Regions from separate parts of the Homo sapiens genome. Here region 1 is linked to region 2. The links are chromatin loops, found by intact Hi-C in ENCODE. Cell type or tissue: heart right ventricle. All regions are shown on one strand. Links, peaks and the distances in the headings refer to the core of each region. The heading gives the core; the rest is flanking DNA. Region 1 overlaps MCTP2 (multiple C2 and transmembrane domain containing 2). Region 2 overlaps MCTP2 (multiple C2 and transmembrane domain containing 2).

The links. Peaks named below come from ENCODE experiments on the same cell type or tissue, not always from the same donor. Only the 100,000 strongest peaks of a DNase experiment are listed, where the experiment ranks them.
Region 1: a loop joins it to region 2, with 2.7 times the contacts of the local background. A loop is called at or near these places in 8 of 110 quality-filtered maps.

The regions. Positions count from the first base shown.
Region 1 is chr15:94,292,649-94,307,523 of GRCh38, reverse strand. MCTP2 (multiple C2 and transmembrane domain containing 2) reads right to left here. Exons shown (of 23, transcript NM_001385001.1): 2 at 8,794-9,323. The coding sequence starts at 9,258. Among named protein-coding and RNA genes, the nearest start is that of MCTP2, 69 kb to the right of the region's middle. In heart right ventricle, for the core only: no CTCF peak of the experiment used is centred there; a DNase peak (open chromatin) is centred at 6,695; H3K27me3 peaks cover 823 bases.
Region 2 is chr15:94,242,865-94,258,660 of GRCh38, reverse strand. The region is part of intron 1 of MCTP2 (multiple C2 and transmembrane domain containing 2); the gene reads right to left. Among named protein-coding and RNA genes, the nearest start is that of MCTP2, 19 kb to the right of the region's middle. In heart right ventricle, for the core only: no CTCF peak of the experiment used is centred there; no DNase peak of the experiment used is centred there; H3K27me3 peaks cover 666 bases.

The sequences.
Region 1 (14,875 bases), core at 3,260-11,259, 48 kb before region 2:
CTGCCATCTCCTCCCATTGCCGCCTCACTGCCTCCTCTCCAGCCTCACTGCTTCCTTGCTCTTCCTGAAACATCAGGGACACTCCTGCTACCCTGGGGCCTTTATGCTTGCTGTTCTCTTTTTCTGGAAGGCTTTTCTCTAGCTATGCACACAACCCACTTCCTCACCTCCTCCATATCTTTGTGTGAAGGTTATCTTCTCGGAAGAGGTCCTTCCTGACCACTCTGTACAAAATGATAACACCTCCCCCCCAGCACCTACTCTGCTTTCTTTCTCTCCATGACACTTTATGTTCTGATTATATCTATAGCTTGCCACCTTTCCTAGTGGAAACTCCATGAGGAAGGTGACTTTTTTCTATTTTGTTGACTACTCTGTCCCTAGTGTCTGGATCTGCATCAGCACAAAGCAGGCGTTCAACAGGTGCGAAGGGAAGGAAGAAGAACAGCGAGACTGAGCCCATGATGGACCCTGGGATGTAGCTGACACACCTGCCTCTCTGACACACCATCACATATTGAGGTACGACTTTCGAGATCACACAAAAATAGTAAAAATGACGTCATTGAAGTGTAGAGAAACTGACGCACTTGTTTAATTTTGCAACCTGGAGGTCGTTTCCTCTCCTCTGTGGTTTCTCACTCTACTTCTCTGTGATCACTAACCTGAAGCTATGCAGTTGCCAAGCCATTTCTGGAAATATCTCAATGGGGAACTTCTCTAAATCACTCAACTCACCCACGTAAGTGCATGCCAAAGCTAGTTATTCACAACTCCAACTGCCAAATGAAATGTCAGGGAAGGACATACCCCATTGTGGAATTTCATGGATTATGGGAAAGGGGGAATGATCCTTTCTTTCATAATTATTAGTTATTGACCATGACAATGAGCCCATTCAATCTTGATAATTATCCTTGTGTTTAAAAGGACACAGTGGACACAGAAAAATAAATGTCTTCCTTTTGTGATCAACTTTTTTTATCTCCAGATCTGAGCTCTCCCATTTGCAGAATTGTACTTCCAAACTCATGTTATACCCACAGTTCTGCGCACAGTCCCAGGATTCAGACAATCCTGGAGTTAGATCCTGTCTCTGACACTTACTAGCTGGATGACATTAAGCAAGTCACTAAAATTCTCCAAACCTCCATGTCATTCTGAAAAATAAGCAATGTTAAAAATAATTATAAACACTAATGAATACAACCAAAATCATGGCAGTAAGCACTTGTTAGGTGCTTGTGGCTGGCAGGTACTGGGCTAAGACCTTCATATTTTTCTAGCCCCACAGACAAACTTAACTAATCTGTATTACTCTCTGCCTATCTAAGTCTTACTAATTCTCAAAAGGAGTTCTCTTCAAGCCTTTCCTGACCACCCTGCTCAGAATAACCTCCCCATTCATCTCAACTGGTTATCTAGCACTGAGTAGAGACTGGTTGGTATTGCTGGTCATTTTTTTCAGTGTCTGTGTCTAATCCCAATTTCACCATCAATACCTACGGCAAGAACCAGAATAGACCGTATGCATTTTCTAAATACTTAGCTGATTTTACAATGCATGTTAAAAGCGTCTTGTAAAGTAAGTACTGGGAGAGTGCTGACTAGAGGAGAAAATGAGGAGAAAAAAACTAGATAAGAAGAAAAAAATAAAAAAATAAGCTCCTCTCCCTCCGAGTTCCCTTAACTTTAGCTTCTTCACATTTCATCTGATGCTTAGAAACTCCTTTCTTTAGGGCCCTACCCACGTAGCGCCTCCATGTATCACCCTTCCCCAACACAACTAAATTTCTTATGGCTTTCCAAGCCTTTGGCAGTGGCTGGAAAGTCAACTGCAGTGATAATATGAATCAATATACATGCATATCATATAAGCAAGGTTTGCAGAAAGGCCGGGAGAAGAAGAAAAATGACATTTCTACTCTTCAAGAGCTTATACTCTAACAAGAGAGACTGACTTCTAAACAGCTATGTGTGTATACACACACACCTATAAAAAGGTATATATATACACTCCCATACATATATATATATATCCGCATGTGTGTGTATGTGTGTGGAGGTATTGGTATGTGGCAGTAGACTATGGTGCTCTTACCTCCTCTTTAGCCACAAGTCTTGGCCACAAGCAATGAGATCGTCCTCCGAGGCTAAAACTGTTAAGATCACAGAGTTAGTCAGCTCAGGCGACTATAACAAAATACCACTTACTAGGTGGCTTAAACAACAGAAACCCACTTCCTGCCTTGCAGATGACTCCATTCTCACTGTGTCCTCACATGGTGGGGAATGAGAGACCTCTGGTGTCTCTTTCTCTTGTATAAGGACACCAGTTCCATTGGATCAGGGCTCCATGCTTCTGACCTCACTTATCCTTAATCACCTCCTAAAGGCCATATCTTCAATACAGTCATGTAAAGGTTAGAGATTCAACATAAGAACTTGGTCTGGGGGACACAATTCAATCCAAGCAATGACTCTTTATCCGTCAGCACCCAGACATACAAAGTCACCTAAAGGACACAATATGGATGCCAGGCCACCATGATAAGATATCAGCCTTACAATTAATGAAGTGATAACATACAATTAATGAAATAATGTGTCAATCAGAAAAAGGGAGAGGTCACGCCAGGAAGCCTCAATAAAAGTTTGGACTTGTTCAGAAGGAGGGACTTTAAAATCCAGGCTTCCTGGACTAAGTGGGCTCACAGAGATGGATAAAGGTGGCCCTAGTAGACAAAGTGTGAGTATGTCAAGTTCTAATTTGTGGCTCAGTACCCATTGTGAGATGGATGGTGTATGAAATGCCATTCAGCATGGAGCCCATGCATTCTCCCTGCAGTGTGCCAATCCCTGCACCAATTTTCCTGATTCTCATGTGACTTCTCCTAAAGGCTGACTGTGGGGAGGAAATGCATTTCAAGTGTTTCCAGGCCCTGAGATAATAATTTCTCCTAACAGGTTAATGAAGTAGACATTGATTATGATTTGACTTTCTGTGTGATTTGACAAAAATGAAGAATGAGCTGTTTACATCAAAAGAACATTAGAGTCTTTAATTTTTATTATTTTTTTTGAGATGGAATCTTGCCCTGTCACCCTTGCTGGAGTGCATGGGCACAATCACAGCCCACTGCAACCTCTGCCTCCTGGGTTCAAGCGATTCTCACGCCTCAGCCTCCTCAGTAGCTGGGACCACAGGCATGTGCCACCATGCCTAGCTAATTTTTATATTTTTAGTAGAGACAGGATTTTACCACGTTGGCAAGGCTGGTCTTGACCTTCTGACCTCAAGTGATCCACCCATGTTAGCCTCCCAAAGTGCTGGGATTACAGGCATGAGCCACCACATCTGGCCTAGAGTCTTCAAAGTATTTAATTCTCATGGCAAATTAGTTGTGATTGTCATTTGTAGCTCAGACTTGTGACCATCTGGTTATCATGAGTCAGTCCTCTGAGCTAGATGACCACTGGACAGTTAGTACATGTCTTAGAGCATGCCGACTTTCTCAAGAACTTACTCAGTGATGCCCTTGCCCAGGACCAATTTGTCTTCCCCTTTCTACCTCCTCTTCCTGTTGTAATCCCTTCTTCTCTCTACAGATTTCTCCAGAGAACAGACTGAGGTTAGTGCTCAGTCAGAGTAAAAGTGACATGCTATGAAAATGAAGGCAGGCTGATTATACTCACCACAGAGTTGGAAAAAGCACCACAGAGAAGGAAGGTTTCCACTAGGCCTTGAAGTATGGGAAGGATTTCAGTAGAACAGAATGAATATGAAGTAAGTTTGCTCCGTGTCCCCACCCAAATCTCATCTTGTAGCTCCCATAATTCCCACATGTTGTAGGAGGGACCCATGGGAGATGACTGAACCACGGGGCAACTCTTTCCCATGCTGTTCTCGTGACAGTGAATGGGTCTCATGAGATCTGATGGTTTTATGACTGGGAGTGTGATAGTTAATACTGAATGTCAACTTGATTAGACCGAAGGATATAAAATATTGATCCTGGGTGTGTCTGTGAGGGTGTTGCTAAAAGAGATTAACATTTGAGTCAGTGGGCTGGGAAAGGCAGACCCACCCTTAATCTGGGTGGGCATCATCTAATCAGCTGCCAGTGTGGCTAGAATATAAGCAGGCAGAAAAATGTGAAAACAGACTGGCCTAGCCTCCCAGCCTACACCTTTCTCCCATGCTGGATGCTTCCTGCCCTCAAACATCCGAATCCAAATTCTTCAGTTTTGGAACCTGGACTGCTTGCTCCTCAGCCTGTAGATGGCCTATTGTGGGACCGTGTGATCATGTGAGATAATATTTAATAAACATATATATATATATTCCATTAGTTCTGTCCCTCTAGACAGAACTATATATATATATATATAAACTATATATATAAACTATATATATATATAAACTATATAAACTATATATATATAAACTATATATATATATTCCATTAGTTCTGCCCCTCTAGAGAACCCTAATACAGGGAGTTTCCTTGTCCATGCTCTCTCCCTTTGCTGGCTGCCATCCATGTAAGACATGACTTGCTCCTCCTTGCCTTCTGCCATGATTGTGAGGCCTCCCCAGCCATGTGGAACTGTAAGTCGTCCATATTAAACGTCTTTCTTTTGTAATTTGCCCCGTCTCGTTATGTCTATCAGTAGCATGAAAATGGACTAATATGATAGGTAAGAGAGGAGGAAACATGTGAGACGACAAAAGACCCCACAAACATGAAAAGCAGGGAAAGTAAGAGACTACCATTATTCACAGATGTTTGGCTTGAACAACTAGGTGAATAATGGTGATACTGCCAAGAAATCATGGTCTATGTTTGAGGTGGTTCTTCAGGGAGACTGAATTCTGTCAAAACAAGTCGAAACCAGGTTCCTATGAGACATCCAGTAGGGTGTGGATCTGGAGCTCAAGAGAGAGTCTGGCTAAATCCTCTTCCACGGATGTATCCTTTCTTCTAAGCGTATGTTCTCACCTTTTGGTTTTACAGCTGGATTTGGCATTTGCAATATTTTAGGCTCTGCCTGTCCTGTTTTTCACATTCCTTCTTCCTTGCCCCTCATGCTTACTTTCCTCTTTTGCCCCATCATTCCAATTCCCCATAACAGTAGACTAACATTTCACTTTCTTTGCTGATGCTGGTGGGCCTGGAGGTGACTGCAGAATTCAGGCATTGCTGATATTTGGGGTCCTGTCCCACTGCCACAGGCTTACTCTCTGCCTATCTGAGTCTTACTAATTCTCAAAAGGAGTTCTCTTCAAGCCTTTCCTGACCACCCTGCTCAGAGTAATCTCCCCACTTATCTCAACTGGCACCAGAGAAGCGCTGGTACACAACAGAAGAGGCAAACCCCTAGGGATCCCTCAGGCCACAGATGCTCACTCCTTGCCTGACCCCTCTGGAAAGCTAAAAACAAAGTAAGTTAAACTGAGAACACTGGACAAAAATCTGATTGTCCTTGCTGTACACCAGGCTTGCCACATGCCAACTCCTTCCTTCTTCTTCATTTCTTCCTCATTCCACACAAGGTATAGAAAGCCACCAGCTATTAACTAGGAAGAAACAGATAAGCCATATCTAAAACACAGAGGAACCAATTCCCAAACTCTCAGGTGACATGAATTCTGCAGGAATTCCCTTTGTTTAAAAAAAAAAAAAAAAGCAGAAATGATAAATTCAGAGTTAAAATCAATATCAAATTTCAGCCAAAAAGTTTACACCTGCCTAAACCTCTAATTTCAATTATCATATAAAATAAAATTGAGTATTTTTTCAAAAACCACAGATGATTTTAATTAAATCATAAACTAAAGAAAACTCACAGGAAAAACACAAATACCCAAGTAACCTGAATGCACACGTTGCTATCATCGTTTTTGTATTAAACAAATATCAGCTGAGCATACGTTATGTGCTATGCGCAAGGCATGAAGCTAGACGCTTAGAAAACAAAGACAAAGGTGTCTCCCCAGCCATGCCAATCCTCCAAATCAACACAGCCTAGTGGAGAAGATAAGTAAGGAAGCCCCTCTTCTGTACCATGTGATAAACTGGTAGTGGGACAGGGCCTTAAACATCAGACTCCAGGTTCTTCAGTTTTGGAACTCAGACTGGGTAGTGGGACAGGCCCAACTCAAACAGGCAGGACTGAGGGGAGGAGCCGGTGAGGAGGGAGCTGGGTGGGCAGAACTAGACTGCAAGGGATCCTAGGGGTCTGATCAGCCGCACTCCCGTCCCTCCGTCCTCTGCAAGCATGCCACCCAGCAAAGCAACGGCACTCAAGTAGAGAGAACCTCAACCCTGAACGGTAGAATCAGTCTTGGTCTTTGTTTTGTACTTTCTAGGTCAGAAAAAGAGGAGCAAAGGATTCATTTTTGAGAACAAAGGTTAAAAAAATGGTTGCGTTAAAAGGGAAAAACCAAATGATCCAGAATAACCTATTCTGGAAGGAATCTGCCTATTCTAAGCTTTCTGCATTTAGCCTGGAGAAGATAAAATAGCCAACCCAACAACCCCACATCTACTATCATGGACCAGCCCACACCCTTCCAGACACACATCACACCACAAAGCTCCCAGTGCCTCCAATCCAGGTAGAGCAAAACACTCATCACCCCCAACAGCACCCATCCACACTTCAGGCTGTGATCACCAGCTTTCCTCACCTGGCAAGCACACTATCCTCTGTGCCAACTTGGACACTGCTTCACAGATAACATGCCCTCATTTTCCACACACTGATCCCCTCCTTCCAGTGAGCTGCCAGGAGACCAGGCTGAAACATTTTGCAACAACAGCTCTGATATCCAGTAGCCTCTTATGCTCTGCTTGTAAGATCTCCCAAAAAATCACAGTTGGAGGGCAGAGGCACTTTCTTACCCATCTCTATTTCCAATAGCAACTTTCACACTGCCTGGCCTAGAGTAGCATTCAAATATTTCTGTTTAATCAACAAAGACAATAAAAGTTCTTTTTTTTTTTTTTTGAGACAGAGTCTCACTCTGTCACCCAGGCTGGAGTGCAGTGGCGCGATCTTAGCTCACTGCAGGTTCTACCTCCCGCGTTCATGCCATTCTCCTGCCTCAGCCTCCCAAGTAGCTGGGACTACAGGTGCCCGCCACCACGCCCGGCTAATTTTTTTGTATTTTTAGTAGAGATGGGGTTTCACCGTGTTAGCTAGGATGGTCTCAATCTCCTGACCTCGTGATCTCCACCCACCTCGGTCTCCCAAAGTACTGGGATTACAGGAATGAGCCACCGTGCCCGGCCATGACAATAAAAGTTCTAAATGGTTTAACAGCAGTCGCTTCAAAAAAATTCCTTCTGAGTATGAAAATGTTAGTATATCAAAGCCAAGAAGCCCACTTTTATTTTCTGGTCAGGAAAAAAAAAGACGAAGATTAACTTTATTATATAATTCAACAGGTTACCTTCCTTATACTGACCTGATTTAATAATCTACTTCATTTGCATTTTGTTTAAAAGAAACATGTATTTCAAATTCATAAATAACTAAAAAGTCAAAAAAGGTTTACAAAATGGGTTTTATAAAACGTAATGCCAAATAAAAAAATAGTTAAAGTCATTTATGGGTAATGGTGTCTTAATATAGTAATGCTTGCTAACGAATATGGCCATGATATCCTCCAAACATCCATGATCCCTTCCCTGGTGAAACCCTGATACATGGAATAAGCAATGAGTTTTGTTTCTAAAAGTGAAACTAAAAATCCAAGTTAAACAACCAGTTTTCTAGGCAATTGTAACACTAACCTGGAACACAGAAAAATTAACCCCTTACTTCAACATGGAAACCTACTTCAGTGTCAGTAACGAAAGACTTTTTAAAGACAACTAATTACATCAGTCACTTAAATCATGATTTGGTAACCTGGGGACTGAATTTAAATTATATTCACCCTTGAAATAAAATATTTGTGTCATCATTATATTTGGTTAATTAATTGTATTGAAATACTAAAGTTTTGTTAACTTTTTAAAAGAATGCTTGTTCACAGGCGAGTGCACACACAGGTATAAAATAGAAGGAAGTTCAAATCCTAAGGCAGTCAAAGGGGGACATACATTCATATGCTTCTTAGGAGTAATAATATGCATGGTTTTTCTACAGGTATGACTGGGCAATGGTGTAGTGAGAGACACAAACATACACTTAAAAAAAAATTCCAGGAAAAGTTAGGTACTTAATTTCTTTGCCAGGAGACAGATAAAAGAGAATTCATCCAATATGGCTTTTAATGTCCTAAAGTATTCTGGAAGAGTTATTTGTAATAGCTTTAAAACACACAGAGGTCAACCCTAAAACTAATGGGAACACTGGGTGCAATCAATACTGCATTAATTTAAATTCTTGTAAACAACATTCTCCCCATCTGAGCTAACCACGAAAATAACTCCTAACCAAATTTTCCAAAGGGAGGGGAAGGGGAAGGGGGAGGGGGAGGGAGAGAGGGAGGGAGAGAGGGAGAGAGGGAGAGGGAGAGAGGGAGAGGGAGAGGGAGAGGGAGAGAGGGAGAGAGGGAGAGAGGGAGAGAGGGAGAGGGAAAGAGGGAGAGGGAGGGAGGGAGAGGGAGGGAGAGAGAGAGAAAGAGGGGGGAGGGGGAGAGAGAGAGGGAGGGGGAGGGGGGAAGAGAGAGGGAGGGGGAGGGGGGAAGAGAGAGGGAGATGGGGAGAGAGGGAGAAAGAGAGGGAAAGAGAGAGAGAGAGAGAGACAAAAAAAAAGAGAGCCCAGCCCTATTCTCACCTCTGGCTCTTCTGGTGCATCCCCTCCAAGGGAAGTTTTCTGAAGATCAAAGATGCCGTTGCTGGACACCCGTCTCCGCTCAGCAGGAGAGGCATAGGCCTCCTCTGAGTCTGTTTCCACCACATGGAGGTGACTGGCTTCTTCCTGGCTCCAATCCAATTCTTCTTCAGACTGTTTCAAGGAGCTACTGCTGCTCTTGGGAAAGATCCCTGCAGTGGACAGACTGCTGGGCACCGAGGTGTAGGAAGACTGTGGCCCGGAGTAAGGCCGGCCCTCTGGGGCCAAGGCCTCAGCCTCCAGGAGATCAGGCACAGAGAGGCTGAGACGGCGGTCCAAGTGATGCCTTGCCCGTAGATCTGGGGGCTTACTTGGGTTCTTTTTCACCTTCTTCTTGCTCAAGTTGATCAACAATGGCCTGGTCCGCTGTTTTAATGAGCCCCAAACAGATGGTTTATCCAGATCCATGGCTGCATGAAGACCCAAGAAGCCACTTCTCAGAAGTACACCTCTACTGAAAACTGCAATGACTCCTATAAAACAGAAAAAAACAACAAAAAACAAACAAACAAAAAAAAAAAACATGAACCTTCTTGGTGGCAGTAAGGCACATCAAAGTGAGAAACACGACTCAAAAATCTTACAGTTTCCAATAAATGATTAAGACTGCAACATTTGATTGGTAACTTGTATAAATATTGGGGAAAGCATTTTTAAAGAACTTTTTAAAAGAATTTTATCAGAGCAACTGTAGAAACATTAAAACGAAGAATGAGATGATAAGGTTGGCACCAAAAAAAAAAAATGCTTCATGAAGAGATAACTGTCTTATTTCCTTCCCAGAGGAAGCGGAGCTAAAGACATTCACGAGAACACCAACAGCAGCTGTTCTTCAGTATGATCAAGGGGTGGGGACTTTCTACTTCTCTAAACCGGAGGTCAACAAACAGTCTCAGTGCAGGGCCAGTTATTAAATATTTTAGACTTGGTGGGCCAGATGGTGTCTGTCGCTACTACTCAACTCTGCTGTGCGACATCAAAGGAGACAGACAGAATACCTAAATGAAAGAATGTGGCTGTGTTGTAATAAAACTTTGCAAACCCAGCAGACTGTGGCTTGCTGATCCCTGCTTTAACCATGTCAACTTCCTTCCCAGAATTAAGTGTACGTTTTCAAGAACAAAAACATGGCCCTATCGACTAGGATTCCATCTAGTATCTTTCAAATTTATATTCACATACAGGTGATTAGAGCAAAACACATTTATAAAAATGTGAGTTTTGTTCTTATTCAGAAGAAATGACAAAATTCCCATAATGAAGCCCTTAAACAAAGCAAGCTTCTGAGATGTAGCCTGAGAATGTGAATGAAAGTGTGGCTCACTAGCAGTTGGTTATGAGGGATAAGGATGCTTCACACATACAGTAAATACGTAATTACAGAGTAGGGTAAATGCTGTGGAGGAAAGTGGTGATTTGGGATATAACAGGTTGAACTCATCACGGATCAAATCAAAATCAAATTTGCAGAAATAACCCTTATTTTATGTGTCACATGCCTCATAATAAATCCTTTCAGTATGAAAAAGAACAGGATGGGCAGACACTGAGACCTGGCCTGTTTGTATTTTGCCACATTTGGCTGAGGCCAAAAGAGGCCAAGAGCTTCCACAAATCACATTTTCTAAAATCAAGGACCCTGGCTGTTGTGCCCCACCCCAGCTCCTTCAAGGAGAGGACAGTTTATCATTGTGAAGAATGGTCCAGAGAGCCAGAGATCAGGGTGTGTGCAGCCATTTGCCTGCTAAAAGTCAGGACTTTGTCTCTATAGCCCTTGCCTAATGACCAGCGCATGACAAGAGCTTCTCCCAGGATGAACTTGGTATCTTCTGCAGACAATGTAAAGATTAAGAGCTTGGCCTCTCAAAACAGACTCCATGGGTTACAATTCTGATTTACTCTGTTCTACTTAGAGGTAGGACCAGGTGCAAGTCACTTCACTAAGCCTCCATTGCCTCACCCACCCAGTGGGGACGAGATTACCTAGTTTACAGATACGATGACACAAAGTAGAAAGCACAGTGTCTGATGCTTTAAAGTGCTCAGACACAGAAAGGTGTCTCTATCATTATTCTCATCATTTCTTGTTTGGATATCTTAATCAAGTTATGTAAGAGTTCTGTGTCTCACTGTTATTCCCATGTTACAGATGAGTTTAACAGTAAGTACCTCGGGAGGCTGCGGTGAGGACTGAATGGACTAATACACAGAAAGTGCTTTGGTATCTAGAACAGTGCTAGGTATGGAGTAAATGTTTAATACAATGTTAGCGACTTTTAAAATTGTTTCAATTACTTTGTATTGGGTCATTTTGGCTTTAAATGTTTAAAATAGTTTACAACTTTTTTTGCAGCTTTTAAAAACGTTATCCTAAACAGAAACTTGAATTTCACGTTAGCAATACGCAAGTACATTCAATTCACATCTCATAACTTGACTTGCAAATACGATAAAAGGCATTGCTTCTATTTTCATATAGCAATATTTTCCTTCAATTAGCATTTAATGAAGGAGAGTAGGGTAGCACTCTATGGAGACCTGGGAGGAATCTGTAAGAAATGGGAAGTGTCAAACCAGCTAATACAACCAGAGGACCCACAATGTGACAGGTACTATGAGAAACTCAGGACACAGAGCAGAGTCTTGAAAAAATGTATCATGTATGTGGAAATTAAAACAATGCAATTGAGACATCTGAGAAAAAGAATTTATACAAATTCCACACTAATTACAACCAGACAGAATTTTTTTTTTTTTTGAGTCAGGGTCTCACTCCAGTTGCCCAGGCTGGAGTGCAATGGCACGATCACAGCTCACTGCGGCCTCGAACTCCTGGGCTCAAGCGACCCTCCCAGTTCAGCCTCCCAAATAGCTGGGACTACAGACACACGCCACCATGCCCAGCTATTTTTTTGTACAGATAGAATTTTTGACAGAAGAAACATTTTGATGAACTAAAAATCTAAAGCTGAAAGAAAAAATATTTAAATAACTGAAAAGTCCGTTGTAAAGAAAGTAATATATATGGAAAACATAAAAATGGAGAAGGTGGCCAGTACCTTCTCAGCAAAAATAATGAGATTGAAGTTTGGGAATGACCCATATGTCATGCAGCGGCTGCTGCTGAAGACTCAGCACATGTGTGAAATAAAGTATACCTGAACATAGCCCAGAGAAGCAGCACTGTGGTTTCTGTGGGAGCAGCTTCAGATGCGCTCACACAGTGGGATACTGTACAATGCTTAAAACAGTTAGGTGGAGCCATATGTGTTTCAACACAAGTAATGAGAGCTATCGAGATGGAGACAGACAGACAGATATATTACAAGTTTAAATTCCTGGCTCTATAGAATTTCTCAAAGAGGTTCCCTACAGCACCCCAAAGAGACTCATCAAGATTGTGTCTTTAAAAATACCCAGTCCCGGCCAGGTGTGGTGGCTCATACCTGTAATCCCAGCACTTTGGGAGGCCAAGGCGGGTGGATGGCTTGAGGTCAGGAGTTCGAGACCAGCCTGGCCAACATGGCAGAATCCCATCTCTACTAAAAATATAAATAATTAGCCAGGTATGGTGGTTCATACCTGTAATGCCAGGAACTGAGAGGCTGAGGCACAAGAATTGCTTGAACCGAGGAGGCGGAGGTTGCAGTGAGCTGAGATTGCGCCACTGCACTCCAGCCTGGGTGATGGAGTAAGACTGTCTCAAAAAAAAAAAAAAAAAAAAAAAAAAAAGGAAAAGAAAAGAAAAATAAAGAGAAAAAAGTTTCAAAATAAATAAATATAAATAAAAGTAGACAGTCCTGGGCTCCACCACAGGAGATGAACGTGAGTCCCAAGAATCTGCCTTCCAACCAATCTCCCTGGTGTTACTGTGCAGATCAAAGCTTAGGAATCCTAGGGGAGAGGCTTACATTCCCCTTTGAGGGAAATCTCCTATTTGGAAGGGAGACTGGGAATGGGAATCAGCCTCTTATGAAATGAAGAGGTTTGTAATCTGTGTATCTAAGCAAACCAAAAACATCTCCAAGAAAATGAGAAAAGGAGTTGCTGTAAACAAAGTTGCATCTCTAAAGAATGTGTCTAAGTGGAAAAATGTTTATCTTCTCCATGCACTACACTGTCCTGTGCCAGGAGTCAGTCTCCTTTATTTGAGGGGGTGAAGCTGGTAGGAATGCACGTATTACTGGTACATTATAATATATTCAAGAGAAATTCAAGTAGAAAGCAGGGATATACCTAACCCCTGGACACTGGAACCACCAGTTTCACCATCTTTGTTTTGTTAAGAAATGACTTTTTCAACTTTATTTTTGAAATCATTCTAAAACAAAATTGGCTTTTTTCTCACTTTTGGTGCACAGTTCTATAATGTTAACACATTTACAGATTTGTGTTTACACCATCACAATCGGGACACAGAGGGGTCTGTCTATCCCCAAAGGATCACGCGCTCCCAGGCCCCCACTTCCTTCCTCTGCAAACCACCGTTCTATTCTCTATCACTATCATTTTGTCTTTCGGGGAATGTTTTCTAAACGGAATCACACAGTATATAACTTTTAGAGACAGGCTTCTTTCACTCAGCACGTTACCTTTGAGATTCATCCAGTTGCTGCACATGTCAGTAGTTGAACTTTTTGTTGCTGACAGTAGTAGTCTATTGTGTGGATGTACCACAATTAATCTATTTACCCCTTGAAGGACATTTGGGTTGTTTCCAATTTGGAATTCTTACAAATAAAGTTGCTATAATCATTTGTGTACAGGTTTTTTGTGTACGAATATATGTTCTCATTTCTCTGGGATAAATGCCAAAGAGTGAGATTGCTGGGTCATATGATAAATGAATGTTTAACTTTATAAAGAACCTGATAACTCTTTGCCAGACTTTAACAGACCAATTTGCATTCCCGCCAACAATTATGAGAATTCCAGTTGTCTATATCCTACTGAGGACTTAGTACCATCAGGACTTTTAATTTTAGCCATTCTAATAGGTATGTGCATAGCCATTCTAATAGGTATGTGTATGAGCTACTGCTGCTCTTGGGAAAGATCCCTGCAGTGGACAGACTGCTGGGCACCGAGGTGTAGGAAGACCGTGGCCTGGAGTAAGGCCGGCCCTCTGGGGCCAAGTCCTTTCAGTTGATAATACTGAAAAACCCAGTATTATCAACATCTGGGTTTTTAATTTTCATTTTCCTAATAACGTGTGATGTTGAAAACCTTTCTATGCATTTCCTGTCTTTTTATCTACTTTGATAAGCTGTCTATTCAAGACTTTTACACAATTTTTAGAAATTGGGTTTTCTTATTGTTGAGTTATGAGAGTTCTTTAAATATTTTGGGTATTAGTCCTTTGTTGAACACAGAGTTCACAAATATTTCCCCTACTTTGTAGCTTGTCTTCTCATTCTTAGTAGTGCCTTTTGCACAGTAAAAGTTTTTAATTTTGATATAGTCTAACAAGCCATTTTTTAAAATTTTATGTTATATACTTTTGGTGTCATGTGTAAGAACTCCTTGTCTAATCCCAATTAACAAAGGTTTTCTCCCATGTTTTCTAATAGTAATATAGTTTTACATTTTATATTTAGATTTATAATTTATTTAACTTTTGTATAGTGTTATATTTAGTTTAAGGTTCATTTTTTACATGTGAATAATTTTTTCCAATGTCATTGTTTTAAAAGACTGTAATATCTCCACTGAATTGCTCTTGTACTTTCATCAAAAATCTCTGCTACATCTGTGTAGTAGATAACCTTGACTCATTATTCCTTTCCATTGATCTATGTAACTATTCCAATACCATTTTGATTGCTGAAGGATGATAGTCTTTTAATTGGGTAGTGTGACCTCTCCAAATTTGTTTAGCTATTCCAGATTTTTGTATTTCTATATAAATTTTAGAATGAGTTACTCTCGATTAAAAAGATACTGCAACATTTTGATTGGTATTGTTTTCAATAAATAGAGCAGTTTGGAGAGTGCTGACATATTTACTATGTTTAGTCTCCAATAC
Region 2 (15,796 bases), core at 2,876-10,875:
TTTTTTGGTTTTTAGTTTTTTAAGGCAAGCGTGATTTAAATAGGGTTTTCGGTAACTACCATTGTCACCTCTACTAAATGGTGTTTCTCTTGGGAAAATTCATTAACTATTAATTTCAATAAAGGATCTCATCTGTCTCAAGTCACTCTTACATTTACAAACTACACCATGCATGCACCACTTCCTTTTTACTTACTCTGGCACATTCAAATAATTTGCATTTTCAGAAGTAGACACAGATGCTTTTTTGTGGACCCAGGTGATGGGGCAGAGGCAGGATAAAAAGATTTGCATGTCCTTTGAGAGAGGAGTCACTCATAATTAGAAAAGAAATTCAAACTCACAATATAGAAATAAATCTGTTTACCATAACCTGGGCTTAGAGAAATCTGGATAACTGAAGCATTCATTTAGTTGTGACATTATTAAGTAACCAAGGAATTAGAAACCCTCCTGGGATTTGAGCACATAAATGTTCAATATGTGGCCAGGCACAGTGGCTCACACCTGTAATCCCAGCACTTTGGGAGGACGAGACAGGCAGGTTACTTGAGGTCAGGGGTTCGAGACCAGCCTGGCCTACATGGTAAAACCTCATCTCTACTAAAAAAAAAAAAAAAAAAAAATGACATGGTGGCAGGTGCTGTACTCAGGAGGCTGACACAAGAGAATTGCTTGAACTCAGGAGATGGAGGTTGCAGTGAGCCCTGAGAAGATCGCACCACTGCACCCCAGCCTGGGCGGCAGAGCATGATTCCATCTTAAAAAAGAAAATGGGCCAGGCACGGTGGCTCACGCCTGTAATCCTGACACTTTGGGAGGCCGAGGAGGGCAGATCACAAGGTTAAGAGTTCAAGACCAGCCTGGCCAACATGGTAAAACCCCGTCTCTACTAAAAATACAAAAATTAGCTGGGCATGGTGGCACACACCTGTAATCCCAGCTACTCAGGAAGCTGAGGCAGGAGAATCGCTCGAACCTAGGAGGCAGAGACTGCATTGGGCCGAGATCATGCCGCTGCACTCCAGCCTGGGTGACAGAGCAAGACTCCGTCTCAAAAAAAAAAAAAAAAAAAAAAAAAAAAAAAAAAACAACAAAGAAAATGACAACAAATATTTTTAAAATGTGATAGTTCTGAAAAAGCCCAAACAATTTTTCTTTGTAATGCTACCAGGGCATTGTAGGGAACATACACCACTGTTACCACACGCAAAATATATGGGAGATAAGGTTGAATTTTGTCTAATCTAGCATCTACCCTCAAAATTCCTCCTTTCAATGGATGCTAGGAATCTGCTTTCAAAGCCTGACTTGGCTTCTTACAAATTCATCAACTCAGTGGTCAAATCAGACAAGGGTCCTGCCTTTGGGAAGCTAGTGTTCCCATGAGGATATATATGTTTGAAGAGGGATGAAGCCATCCCACAGAGGATGAGGGAGCATGTGAGCAGAGACTTAAGTGACAAGAATGAGAAACACTATTTGAGAAAGAGGATTCCAAAAATAGGAATGGATCCATGCAAAGCCCCAAAGCCAGAACATGTTCCTTGCTTCTAACAGCAAAGAGGTCAACAGAGCCAGATCTGCCTGATCTATCAGTGACAGAATAAGATGATGTCAGAGAAGGGATGAGGGCCAGCAAAGACTTGAGGTTTTATTTTAAGTGAATTGGGAAGTCAGGGAGGAGAGGAGGTGAAGGTTGGTCAGAGGATTGATTGATTTGATTTGTCATGGATTTTCAAAGGATCATAGTGTCTGCTGTGTGGAATATGTTCCACGCAGGACGAGTCCAAGGAAGAAGACCAGTGGAAGGAAGGAGAAGTATCAAAGGTTCTTTGATTTATGATTTGTTTCTTCATTTTTAGCTTCCTGGTTATTCAGATTTCAGCATTGCTGGAAATACAAAACTATACACCGTATCTCACATTAACCACTGCCTGTTGGGTCCACTCAGGAAAGAGGAACATGGGCAAGTTGTGCTTCTTTTCAGAAAGGTCCCTTACTTCTCTAAGTCTCTTGCTCACAGAAAAGACCCAATTCTTGTGATGGTCTGCCTTCCTGATACTCACTCATGACATCAAAATAGCCTCTCAATTTAAACAACATCATGCAAAGTTTTGCAGCTATGTACTGAGACTGGCTATCTGAAAGGAGTCCCATATTTTGTAGGAGAACAGCTTAAGGACAAAGTTTAGTATATCATCAATAAAAGTTGTTATTCATCCAACAGACATGGGGAGGAGGGTGGTATATTTTATTCCTACTACAGGTTGAGTATCCCTTATTCAAAATGCTTGGGACCAGAGTATTTCTGATTTCAGATTTTTGTAGATTTTGGAACATTTGCATATACATAATGAGATGTCTTGGGGACAGGACCCAAGTCTAAACACTAAATTAATGTTTCATACACACCTTATATACATAGCCTAAAGGTAATTTTATACAATATTTCAATAATTTTGCACATGAAACAAAGTTTCGGCTGCATTTTGACTGTGACCCATCACACAGGGTCAGGTGTGGAATTTTCCACCTGTGTCATTATGTCTGCACTCAAAAGCTTTTGGATTTTGCAACATTTTGTAGTTCAGGTTTTTGCATTTGGGATTTTCAGCCTACAGATGTCAAGAAAATTCTGAGCACCAAAATGGAGCTGTGAGGAAAAGACAAAAGTTTTTATGCGACATCTGAGTAAATAAAAGTCATCCCTGCTAAAAATCAGATTGTGCTTCATTAACAGAAGTAAGTACAACTGTAAAGTCAACAAAAAAAATTTTCCTAAGAGCATTCCATAGTTGCTAAACAATGTAATAACTCCCTACTGTTGAATGATTTCTTTCATTCCTACCAACTTTCCTAGCTCTACTTCATTTCCCCTGCTTCCTGAGCAAAGATCACTAGGATACTCAATTGTGAAACTGCCTCGGCTTCAGAATAGCACTCAGTACAGAGTTGACCACGGCTTCTGCTGGTCCACCCTTAATGCCACTCAGCATAAGCCCAAAGCCCTCCTCCACTCTCTCCTACCAAATATCCCAGGATTCTTCACGAGATGCAACGTCCCTTCCTTGGCCTACAGGCATGTTTTTAGAGGTCTTTATGTAAATAGGATTTATCACTACTCAAGAAAGGCAAGTATGCATAAAATTAATTATTAAAATACTTATGTCAGTCATAAGTGCTATGACGAAAGTCAAACTGCTAAAAAGTTAATAATCTAGCCATCTATATCTAAATGGTTGCTAATATCATAGATCTCATTTACACAGAATAAAACCCTCTCTCTAGATTTGATACTAGAAACACTACGAAAACTAAAGAGATCTTCCATTCTACATTATATTCCTTCTATAATCAATCTAAACTCTTTCTATATTAGGTCTCTAAAGCACCTGTTAGATCAAGTTGGAAACTTAGCCATCTTCCCTAAAGATGTATTTGAAATCATTTATGCCCCAATTAGATGGGTCATCTCATAAACTAATTGGGGTATAGTTATATGATCAAAGTGTTAAGGACTATTTCTCAAAATTATTAATTGATGTTATCTCCTAAAGTTTGTCTTTAGGAAAAGGAAGAAGAACAGGTCTGATCTTCCAATAGAAAACTTCTAAAAAATTGTGTCTCCATAAATCCCAGCTTTGCCAAGCCCTGTGTCACATTCATTGACCTTTCCCATGCGTAACACATCTTTTAATAAAATGCCAGATAAAAAGAAACACATCTGAAAACTTCAAGCTTTAGAGGAATAATACAATGACATTGTTTAAATTCTAAGCAAATTGACAGTTTGGAAATTCTCTTTTGCGAAGTCATTAGTTTCTAAGTACTCATCAATCATTTAAGGTTGTAATCAATGACAAATTAATGCTTACTCTCATAAGGACAAGTATAAAATTTAAATTCATTTATTCATTCATTCACAGCAAGTATGTCTCCAACTCAGTATTTATCAGAATATAAAATGTGTGTCTTCTTAAGCGTTAGATAGCTGAGTTGCACTGAGCTCAATTTCATCCACATATGAATTGCTGCAAAAAAATCAAACCAGTGGCCACATTTGTGATATTTCCAAATGAAGTGGATAATTTAGGGATATAAATAGTGGCCCTTTGTTTGGCAGTGACTAAGTGCAGGCACTGTCTTCTTGTCCATGAGTTTTCTAATTCCTCACAAATGTTAACAGAGCTGAGTAAAAATACCAATCCTATGTAAGAAGAAATCAAGGGTTATAAACATGAAGCAACTTGTCAGCCAGTATGTATTAGTGCCAGGATTCGAACCAGGTTCTCTCTGACCACAACATCTGTGCTTATACCTTAGGCTAGATTGCCATCCCTACGTAACTGGGATCACCAAATCTCTACTCTGGGCAAAGCAGTCATCATTCTAAAATAAGAATTTAAAAACCTGAAGAGACACTGTATAATAATTATTAGTGCATCACAATGGGAAATGGTAAAGAAAATTACAAAGGCTGATCAGAAAGTGATGCAATTCAAATATGCTAGGAAATAAGAAGCAATAATAAACAGAAGCAATCAAGAATATTCCAATGCTATGACGAAAACATTTGCTGTTGCCAATCAAATATCGAGGTATTCACAGCTTTCTAACATGTCACCCACCACAGTCTCATCCTCTATGTACACATATGTGCAACCTTGATCTATACCATTTGAAATTAGAGTCATTGAAAGTGAAAGTAAACAGTGTGCTCTGGAGCATCAAGGATCATGTAAAAAGCAGATGTGTTTCAACCCACCATTGAGCTATACTACCACCAGATTTTTTTTTTTAAGCTGATGAGAAAACTGTTTCAGTCTCTGGAGTTTAATGGTTACACTTGTGTGATACTGCAGTAGAATTAGGTCTGTCACATGCAACGATGTGAAACTTACATTTTGTGCATTAAAAAAAAAAAGAGAGACTTTAAGAGAGAGACTATTACAGTATCCTTTAGTTCCCCTAGGCATTAGCTCAAGGAATAAAATACACACCCCATTTATTCTCCTGAGGCACTCAGAGTACAGTAGGAGAAGCAGATAGCAAAGCAATTCCAACAGTGTTGTGTGATCTAGGAGGTGTTAAGAATGAGATGCTAATGCAGTACCTAGTTGATGCATTAATCCAGTGTGATAAAGGCTAGACCACAAAAAAATGTAACTAGAATGACAATGAAGGGACTGAGAAGCTGAATTTTGTAATTTGCTGATTATATGTGTTGGAGAGGAATAGGGAGCAGGCAGCAGCAGGTGTTTAAGTTGCCTAGATAGGCCAGAGGTAATATGGTGGAACCACCAATTAACACAGGGAAAGAGGAGCAAGAGCCATTTACAGAAGGTAAGGTGGAAGACTGATAAGTTATCAAAGTTGAGACACACTATATAGTCTAACTGGATATTCAAGGTGGGAGTTCAGAGCAAAATCTGAGATGGAAATGTGGAAGACAGGAACCGTCTCTCCTCAAACAAGTGTGTAAAGTGAAAAGCAAACAAGGCTGGGTGCTGAACCACAGGAATAATTAACTTTTAGTGGCAGCACAGAGGAAAGAGAGAGGAAGTTTCAAGGAGTAAGCAACAATTGCAAATGTTGCAGAAAAGTCAGCTGAGGGAAGCAGAGGTGCCCCCAACTTGTTTGGTTACTGGGAGGGCAGCAGACACCTCGGGGACACAGAAGCCAGGCTGTAATGAGCTGGGAAGCCAGAAAAGCAAGGTATGACAAGAGATAAGATAAAATAAACAACATTTAATTAAGATATGCTAATTTTTAATCAAATTTATAAATAAGTAGAAATTGTAAATAAGGTTCAGATATTAACCACAGATCCTCCAAAAATTTCAAAATTACCTGTTTCCCTTATATCATACTTTTCATGTCTTATTTTGATGGCTGGTAACCCTACCTAGGTCTGAAGAGAATCTAAGTTACACTTATAAGTTTAGGTGACAGATTACAAACTTTAGAATTAGAAAAGTTTAAGCTGTGATACCTTGTTTTTACTTTGAGACCAAAAAAAAAAAAATCTGTAAACCAGAGGCATGAATAAAAAATTTGTGGTTTATTTTTCTCCACTCTGTGTCACCTCATGAGGGGATCAGCACTTACCACAGCACAGCCTAATTAACTGTTGTCAAACAGAATTGAAGGTCAAATGGCTAATTAAAGATGGAGACATTACTAGAATCCAGATCTTTTGATCTGCCAGGTAATTTTCTTACAATGACAATTCAAAAGGTCATGTCTTACAACTGTAGTAAGCTCTGTAAAAACGTTATACTCAATATCACTAATTCTTAGGGAAATGTACATGGAAATTATGAGACACACTTTAAACTCACTAGAATGGCTATCAACAACAACAAAACAGAAAATGGCAAGTGTTGGCAAGACTCTAGAGAGATTGGAACCCTAGTGTGCTGTTGGTGGAAATGTAAAATGGTACAGCCGCTATGGAAAAATGATGTAGCAGTTCTTCAAGAAAATAACCATAGAATCATCACATAATCTAGCAATTCCACTTCTGGGTATCTGCCCAAAAGAAACGAAAGCAGGGACTTAAATAATTGTACACCGATGTTCCTAGCAGCACTATTTGCAATAGGCAAAAGAAGCAATTCAAGTGTCTACGAATGAACAAAATGCGATAAATACATACAACATATTATTATTCAGCCTTTAAGAAGAAGGAAATTCTGGCAATTGCTAGGACGTGGATGAACCTTGAGGACATTATGCTACGGGAAATAAGCCAGTCACAAATGGACAAATACTATAGGAGTCCTCTTATGGGAGCTACTTAAAGTAGTCAAATTCGTGGAGACAGAAAGTAGAATGATGGCTGTCAGGGGCAGAGGGAGAGGACAATGAGGAAACAGTGTTTAATGGACACAGTTTCAGTTACACAAAATGAAGAGTTCAGGAGACGGATGGAGGTGACAGTTGTGCAACAATATAAACATAACGTCACTGAACTGTATACTTAAAAATGATCATTGCAGCCAGGTGTGGTGGCTCACGCCTATAATCCCAGCACTTTGGGAGGCCGAGGCAGGTGGATCACCCGACGTCGGGAGTTCGACACCAGCCTGACTGACATGGAGAAACCCCGTCTCTACTAAAAATACAAAAATTAGCCAGGCGTGGTGGCGGGCACCTGTAATCCTAGCTACTCAGGAGGCCGAGGCAGGAGAATTGCTTGAACCCGGGAGGTGGAGGTTGCAGTGAGCTGAGATCGCGCCACTGCACTCCAGCCTGGGCAACAAGAGCGAAACTCCGTCTCAAAAAAAAAAAACAAAATGCGTATTAGGTTATGTGTATTTTAGGATGATTAAGAAAACATAAAAATGACAAAATTTATTAATTTTAAGCCAAGTTGGAATGAATGTACAGGTCTAGAAACTGACACATTTTAAGGAGATGAATTCGGTAAAGTAAAAAGATATATTTATTTGTCAGGGTCAAAATCCCAGGTGACCATGGGTCCTGTCCTCACTGTGGCTACGGCAGCTCTGCAGGAATGCAGCCTGACTCGCCTCACACTCAGATCTTTCAAGAGATGCTCTCAGCCCAAATGTTTATGTGAAATTACTACATTTTATACACTGCCAATCAAACAGAAGTCATGAAGTCAACCAAGGGCCACTCTTATCTAATCATCTTCCATAGTCATGCTACTTATGTCAGTATAGATATCAATGTATTGCTTCTCATTTAGATAAGACATTTTCTTAAACTTGACTATGAGGACATTTTCTGCTGCCTCTCACTCTATAAATACCCAACACCAATTCACATTTCATAACACAATGAAGACAGCTTTTTCCCAGAGCAGATAAATTCTGTACTAAAATTGTTGGGCTCTGCTGTCAATTTTCCTAGCTCCATCACACTGAACTCTATAAGTAGCATAAAAATCAAAATGTATTCTTTCAGGCCACATTTCTCTTAATGTTATGATTGTTCTCTGAGTGACTTCACCTTGCACAGCTCATGTCATTTCATATAACAGAGATAAAGACTGCTGTTCAGCTAATAGAAAAAAATAGATAACTCTCAGTCCCTGTAGTAAGGTATAAATTCATTTAGCTAAATTTTGTTTTCTAGGTAATTTCATGGTGTTAGCTCTTTGAGGAGCCAGGTGCTTTGCCTTAATGTGTTTTTAGATTTAGAGTATATTAGAGAAAATCCATACAAAAATCCAGTGTTCATAGGCTTCTATAGTAATCCTCAATACGTGCTCACGACATGAAATTTTAAATTACTCCATCAGCACAAGTGAAGGATAGAATCTCTTGCACAGTTTGCACAAGGTGACAACTGAGTTACTACAAACTATAAATGTTCTACAAGCCTAGGAAATGTAGCACAGAATGCATATTAAGTGATATATTTTTAGATACACACATACACCAGGAACAGAAATACGAGCCACTCATTTTCACTAATGCAGCCATTAAAAATGAATTCTCCAATGCTATGTAGTCACCTGGAAAATAATTTATGGTATAATTTTAAGTGAAAAACACAAACTACAAAATTCTACCAAAACTATGTTTATGGCTCTGTGAAGTGATGTACAAGTATGGCTTAAGTTGGGGAAAAAAAAAATGAAAAAATCACTGATGGCTGATTTTTTCCAAAGGCAGATAATATGTGCTTTTTTTTTCTTTTACTATTGACATAATGTTTTGTAATAAGCGAATGTAAAAATAAAAGTAATGTTTGCAGTGACATTTTGTATGTGTGCTTTCAGACAACAGAAAGAAAAAGTTTAATCAAAAACAGTCTTGGATGACAACTAGGTTTCTGGTGACCAGCTCAGATCAACTCATGACAGCTACCTGAAGAGCTGTTATTAAAAAAAAGATTCTGGCCAGGCACGGTGGCTCATGCCTGTAATCCCAGCACTTTGGGAGGCTGAGGTGGGTGGATCACGAGGTCAGGAGATCGAGACCATACTGGCTAACACAGTGAAACCCCGTCTCTACTAAAAATACAAAAAATTAGCTGGGCGTGGTGGCGGGTGCCTGTAGTCCCAGCTACTCAAGAGGCTGAGGCAGGAGAATGGCGTGAACCCAGGAGGCGGAGGTTGCAGTGAGCTGAGATCGCGCCACTGCACTCCAGCCTGGGTGACAGAGTGAGACTCCGTCTCAAAAAAAAAAAAAAAGATTCTGAGACTCAGTGGGAAATATGATGTCATTCACTTGAACATCTGCCTTGGGCTTTGGAAAGGGGAGCAATGGCTCTAGGCTGGTATTACCATCTCCATCTCAGCACAAATATCAGAACCATAGATCCTATAGAAGGACCAGAAATATCCTACAACTTTCTTTAAGACAATTCAAGAGGCCATGCTAACTCCAGATATGGCACAGCTAATTAGTTCTTATTCAACAGCCAATACAGGAAAGTCCACATATAGTTTTAGAATATTCTAAATAACACAGGGCTATGTAAAATAAATGAAACCACTTCACATGGTACAGGCATATTACGGAAAATCAAGACAGATATCTATCCCAGATTCTTAACTCCTACTTATGTGTAATAAAATATTATCATGTTTGTCATCTCTGCACAGAACAGAAGCTCCAGAGAGAGAACAATCAGTACAGGCATCTATCTGCACAACACAAGCGCTTCAATAGCATTTAAGCTCGAGTTTAACATTTAATTTAGTAAATTTCTGCTTTTCTATAAAGGTATAATTCTGTATTACCATTCCTTCTGACTCTCAGGACCCAAAGCATACTGTTCCATATTGAGTTAATCAACAAAAAGCACAGAGAACCTGTGTAAGCCACCGTGGCAGGGTTTACACCACTGGGTAAGTTTCCACGGACTGAGCAGGAAGGGTTCTTGATTAAGACACTTGCACCTTTGCAAAGCCTCACTGTCTGTTTTGGCTCATTGTTCACCAAACAATTCAAATTTCGTAAATCATATAAAAATCCAGTGTTGAAAAGATTTAGACTTAAAGTAGAGGAAGCTCTAATTTCCAATAAGTATCTTGACACAAGCGGGCAGAATCTTGACAGCCTGAGAATGACAGGACAGTGTGGCATTTACAGAGAGCTAAAAGCAACAAGCGAAAGAACATATTTTAAGCGTCAAAGGAAAGTTAAAGCAAGCCTGGCCAAAGCTCTAGGCTTACCTGACTGGCCAATGTAATTGGAAAGTAAACACAGAAGGAGCTCTCATTGGGAGCAAAGTTCAGCCAACTTGGTTTGTGTGAAGAAAGGTAGGATCTACTGAGCCACAGTCACGTCCTTGCCTGGAAGAGGCCCATTATTTCGAGATGGTTCAGTTCTACTTGGTGGAAGGGTAATGCCTGTGTGAAGTATAACACTAGAAACCTCGCATAAGGAGAAAATGGGTGCATCAAACACTTGGGGTGCAAGTGTAGGGATTTTGTTTCCTTATTCAAGGCTGTTATTAGTTACATAATGTGACCTTTGCACAGATCAAAAACCTGGCTCTTTCAGGTCCCACATCAGGAATCACCTCCTTAACAAGTTCTACCCCAAGCCTAACTCTAATCCTGACCTTCTAGTGTGAAGCAGTACCTCCATGTCATAATCTCATCACACCTCACATTCTTGATGGCCCTAAGGATCCAACATTATCTTGTTAGTTTATTTACTTAATCTCCTAATCTACTCCTCAATACCACCCTGCAATACTGTAAGTGCCCTGAGGGGAAGAGACTGGATTTTCCCAGTCCACATCAATACCTGGCACATTACAGATAAGTTTTGATGGAACAAACAAATGAATGAATTCAGAAGAGGATTCGTTTTATTAACATCATGACTGAATATTTACTAGAAATCCAAGCCTGCCTAGAGACTAGTGGAGTTCATCAACCTAAAGAGCTTCATAACTGTTAAGCTTTTTGGAAAAACATGTTGTGTAATACATATTTATTGCTCTATGATAAGGTACAGGGCAGCTTTTTACAGAGGCATTAAATTAGTAATGATCATCAGTCTTACTGATTGAAGGTCAGGGAGTAAACTATGGTGAGGATGCGCCCGTTTTATCTGCTTGGACATCCCATCTGGTTTTTCCCAATCATTTCGTAATGAAATGACCCACTCCTCTTAACATCTCTACAAAATCACCATCAACAGGTTGACAATGAAGCCCCTGAACTCCACAACAGAGTAAGGCCCACATAAGTGATCTCAGACACTATCAACCAAGAATTGAAGGATCCTAGAACTGGCATGGATCCTAAAGCCCAGCTCTCTGTCCCCTCTTTCCATTAACATTTGGATCTTAATAGGCAGAAATCCTTTACAATCCTGAGGATCCTGGAGACAGCTGGAATTCCCCAGCATGTTGGGGACTAAGAAAGGGCAGCAGGTGAGGCACCCAGGAAGCACTCATGAGGAGCTGACTGATGTGCATCCAATGCCCTCTGAACTGATCCAAATGTCTCAATCAAAGGAGAAAAAGCTGCCACAGATGAATTAAAAGGAATCACATGCACTCACGCGCACACACACGCACACACCTCCTAAGCCCTTTTTTGGCCTGTGAATCTACAAAGGTTTTTAAATATAAATTAATAAACTCTTCCTACACTCATGTGAAGCATGATTTAATGAATATATTTCTCAACCTGTCTGGGATGCATTAACATGACATTTGCCCAGATCATGGGAGTTTGTCTTAAAATACTCAAAGGAGTTACTATCAAAGATGGCAGTCAGCACTCATTAGTATTTATAAGGCATTCCATTACAGTAGCATCTCTCAAATGAAAAGGTAAAGAACACTTATCAATATTAAAACCATCATCTTTTAAAAAGGTTAAATCGATTTTTCTCCACCACTTGGATTCCATCAATGCCAGTGTCAGCGCAATGAAGTGGACATTATCATGTGACAGCTTAAATTGATAATTCCCAAATGAACTTTCCCTAGTTTTCTATCATTTCTCAGTCTGTGGATTTTGCAACCCATTTCATAGAGCCTCGGCTAGAACAAAGGCTTAGAATGATTAAAAACATCCAAATCAATCTTCCCACTGAGCTAAAATACTGCAAATGAGTTTTTAAATATGAAGCAATTATTAGGTTCTATTAAGGGAGGTAAACATGACACATTATATGGCATTAAAGTTAAATGAGTCTCTCCACCATCAATATTTCCAAACAACAAGAGCATCAGCCACTGCAGCTACTCCTTAAGGGGAGGCTATGGTGCTTCAGGTATCAGGTACTAAGCACTTTAGAAATACTATCCTATAATCCTCATAACTCTATAAGGTAGGTACTATTAGACGACTCATTCACTGACGAATAAACTGAGGCACAGAAAGCTTAAGTAACTTTCCCAGTGACACACAATTACTACATAGTAGAGCTGAGATTCAGGACCATTGGCTCAGCTCCAAATACTTGACCTTTAAGCCACCTGTCCTTCAGTCTCTGACACCTCATTTCCTGTAGGTGACGGTTTCAGTGTCCATTCCTAATATGTGTAGCATTGCAAAGGGTCCTTCAGCAAAGTTCCAAGAGGCTACACAATGTGAGAGGAACAGAGATAAAAGTGACGACCTCTCCCCAAGCCTTTGCCAGTCCCTCCCATTCTTCCAGACTCAAGTCACATTTTTCCTCCCCACTCTCAGCCTACACAGACCTCATCTGCCTTTAAAATCCTCTCTGCTCCGAAGAGGTTACCACTAATAATCTTTTCATGAAGATGAAGCTTGACACTCCAGGGAGACAAGTTTTTTGAAACTAGAAAACATTTCCATTTTCTCTATTGCCCTGTTTAAACGTGAAATCATAGCTGATCAATATTTTTGGCTGGGGGGGGAGCAATCAGAAATGTAGGTATGTGCTCCAATGAAGCCATTGACTAGGTTTCACCTTCCAAAGCCTTCAAAGGTACTCTTTTGTCTATATAGATATATATATATATATATACACACACACACACATATATTTATATATGTATACACATACATATGTATATACACATTTACATATACATATGTATATGTATAAGTATATGTATATATACATGTACATATGTATATGTCTATATACGTATATGTACATATACGTATATATACATATATGTATACATATATAAATATATACATGTATGTATATAAATATATACATATATGTATACATATATAAATACATACATGTATGTATATATACATATATGTATATAAATACATATACATATATGTGTATATATAAATATATACACACATGTATATAAATATATACACACATGTATATAAATACATATACATATGTATGTAAATATATATACATATGTATGTAAATATCTACACATATGTATGTAAATATATGTACATATATGTATATAAATATATACATATGTGTATATACGTATATACACATATGTATATATACATATGTGTATATATACATACATATGTATATATACACATATGTATAAATATATACATACATATGTGTGTATAAATCTATACATGTGTATAAATATACAAACATGTGTGTATAAATATATACACATGTGTATACATATACATATATAAACATAGGTACATATGTATGTGTATACATATACGTAAACAGGTACATATGTATGTGTATACATATACGTATATAAACATAGGTGCATATGTATGTGTATACATATACGTATATAAACAGGTGCATATGTATGTGTATACATATACGTATATAAACAGGTGCATATGTATGTGTATACATATACGTATATAAACATAGGTGCATATGTATGTGTATACATATACGTATATAAACATAGGTGCATATGTATGTGTATACATATACGTATATAAACATAGGTGCATATGTGTATACATATACGTATATAAACATACGTGCATATGTATGTGTATACATATACGAATATAAACATAGGTGCATATGTATGTGTATACATATACGAATATAAACATAGGTGCATATGTATGTGTATACATATACGTATATAAACATAGGTGGATATGTATGTGTATACATATACGTTTATAAACATAGGTGCATATGTATGTGTATACATATACGTATATAAACATAGGTGCATATGTATGTGTATACATATACGTATATAAACATAGGTGCATATGTATGTGTATACATATACGAATATAAATATAGGTGCATATGTATGTGTATACATATACGTATATAAACATAGGTGCATATGTATGTGTATACATATACGTATATAAACATAGGTGCATATGTATGTGTATACATATACGAATATAAATATACATATTTATGTGTATACATATACGTATATATACATATGTATGTGTATACGTATACGTGTATATATACATGTGTATACATATGTGTATATAAATATATACACATATGTATGTGTATATATGTGTGTATATAAATATATACACATATGTGTATACACGTGTATATAAATATATACACATATGTATGTGTATACACGTGTATATAAACATATACACATACGTATGTGTATACACGTGTATATAAACATATACACATATGCATGTGTATACATGTGTATATAAACATATACACATATGTATGTGTATACATATGTGTGCATAAATATATACACATATGTATGTGTATACATATGTGTGCAATATATACACATACGTATGTGTATACATATGTGTGCATAAATATATACACATATGTATGTGTATACATATGTGTGTGTAAATATATACACATATATGTATGTGTACACATATGTGTAAATATATACACATATGTATGTGTATACATATATGTGTACATAAATATATACACATATGTATGTGTATACATATATGTGTACATAAATATATACATATGTGTATACATATATGTATATACGCATATGTGTATATACATATATATGTTCATAAATATATACACATATGCATGTGTATACATATATGTATACACATATGTATGTGTATACATATATGTGTATATACGCATATGTATGTGTATACATATATGTGTATATATACGCATATGTGTATACATATATATGTATATACGCATATGCGTATATACACATATGCGTGTATACATACATATACAAATATACGCATACGTATGTATGTACATACGCATATACGCATACGTATGCACGCATACGTATGTGTGTACATACGCATATACGCATACATATGTACGCATACGTATGTGTGTACATACGCATATACGCATACGCATGTACGCATACGTATGTATGTACATACGCATATACGCATACGTATGTATGTACATACGCATATACGCATACGTATGTATGTACATACGCATATACGCATACGTATGTATGTACATACGCATATACGCATACGTATGTACGCATACGTATGTATGTATATATGCATATACGCATACGTATGTACGCATACGTATGTATGTATATACGCATATACGCATGTGTATGTACGCATACGTATGTATATACGTATATACGCATACGTATATACGCATACGTACATACGTACGTATGTATATACACACACGTATATAAATATATCCACACCCGTAGATACATATATACACACCCGTAGATACACATATACACGTATATGTGTAGATACACATATACACGTGTATGTGTAGATACACATATACACGTGTATGTGTAGATACACATATACACGTGTATGTGTAGATACACATATACACGTGTATGTGTAGATACACATATACACGTGTATATGTGTATCTACATATACACGTGTATATGTGTACGTGTATATGTGTATACATATATATACATATATTTAGGAAACACTGTCAGCTAACCC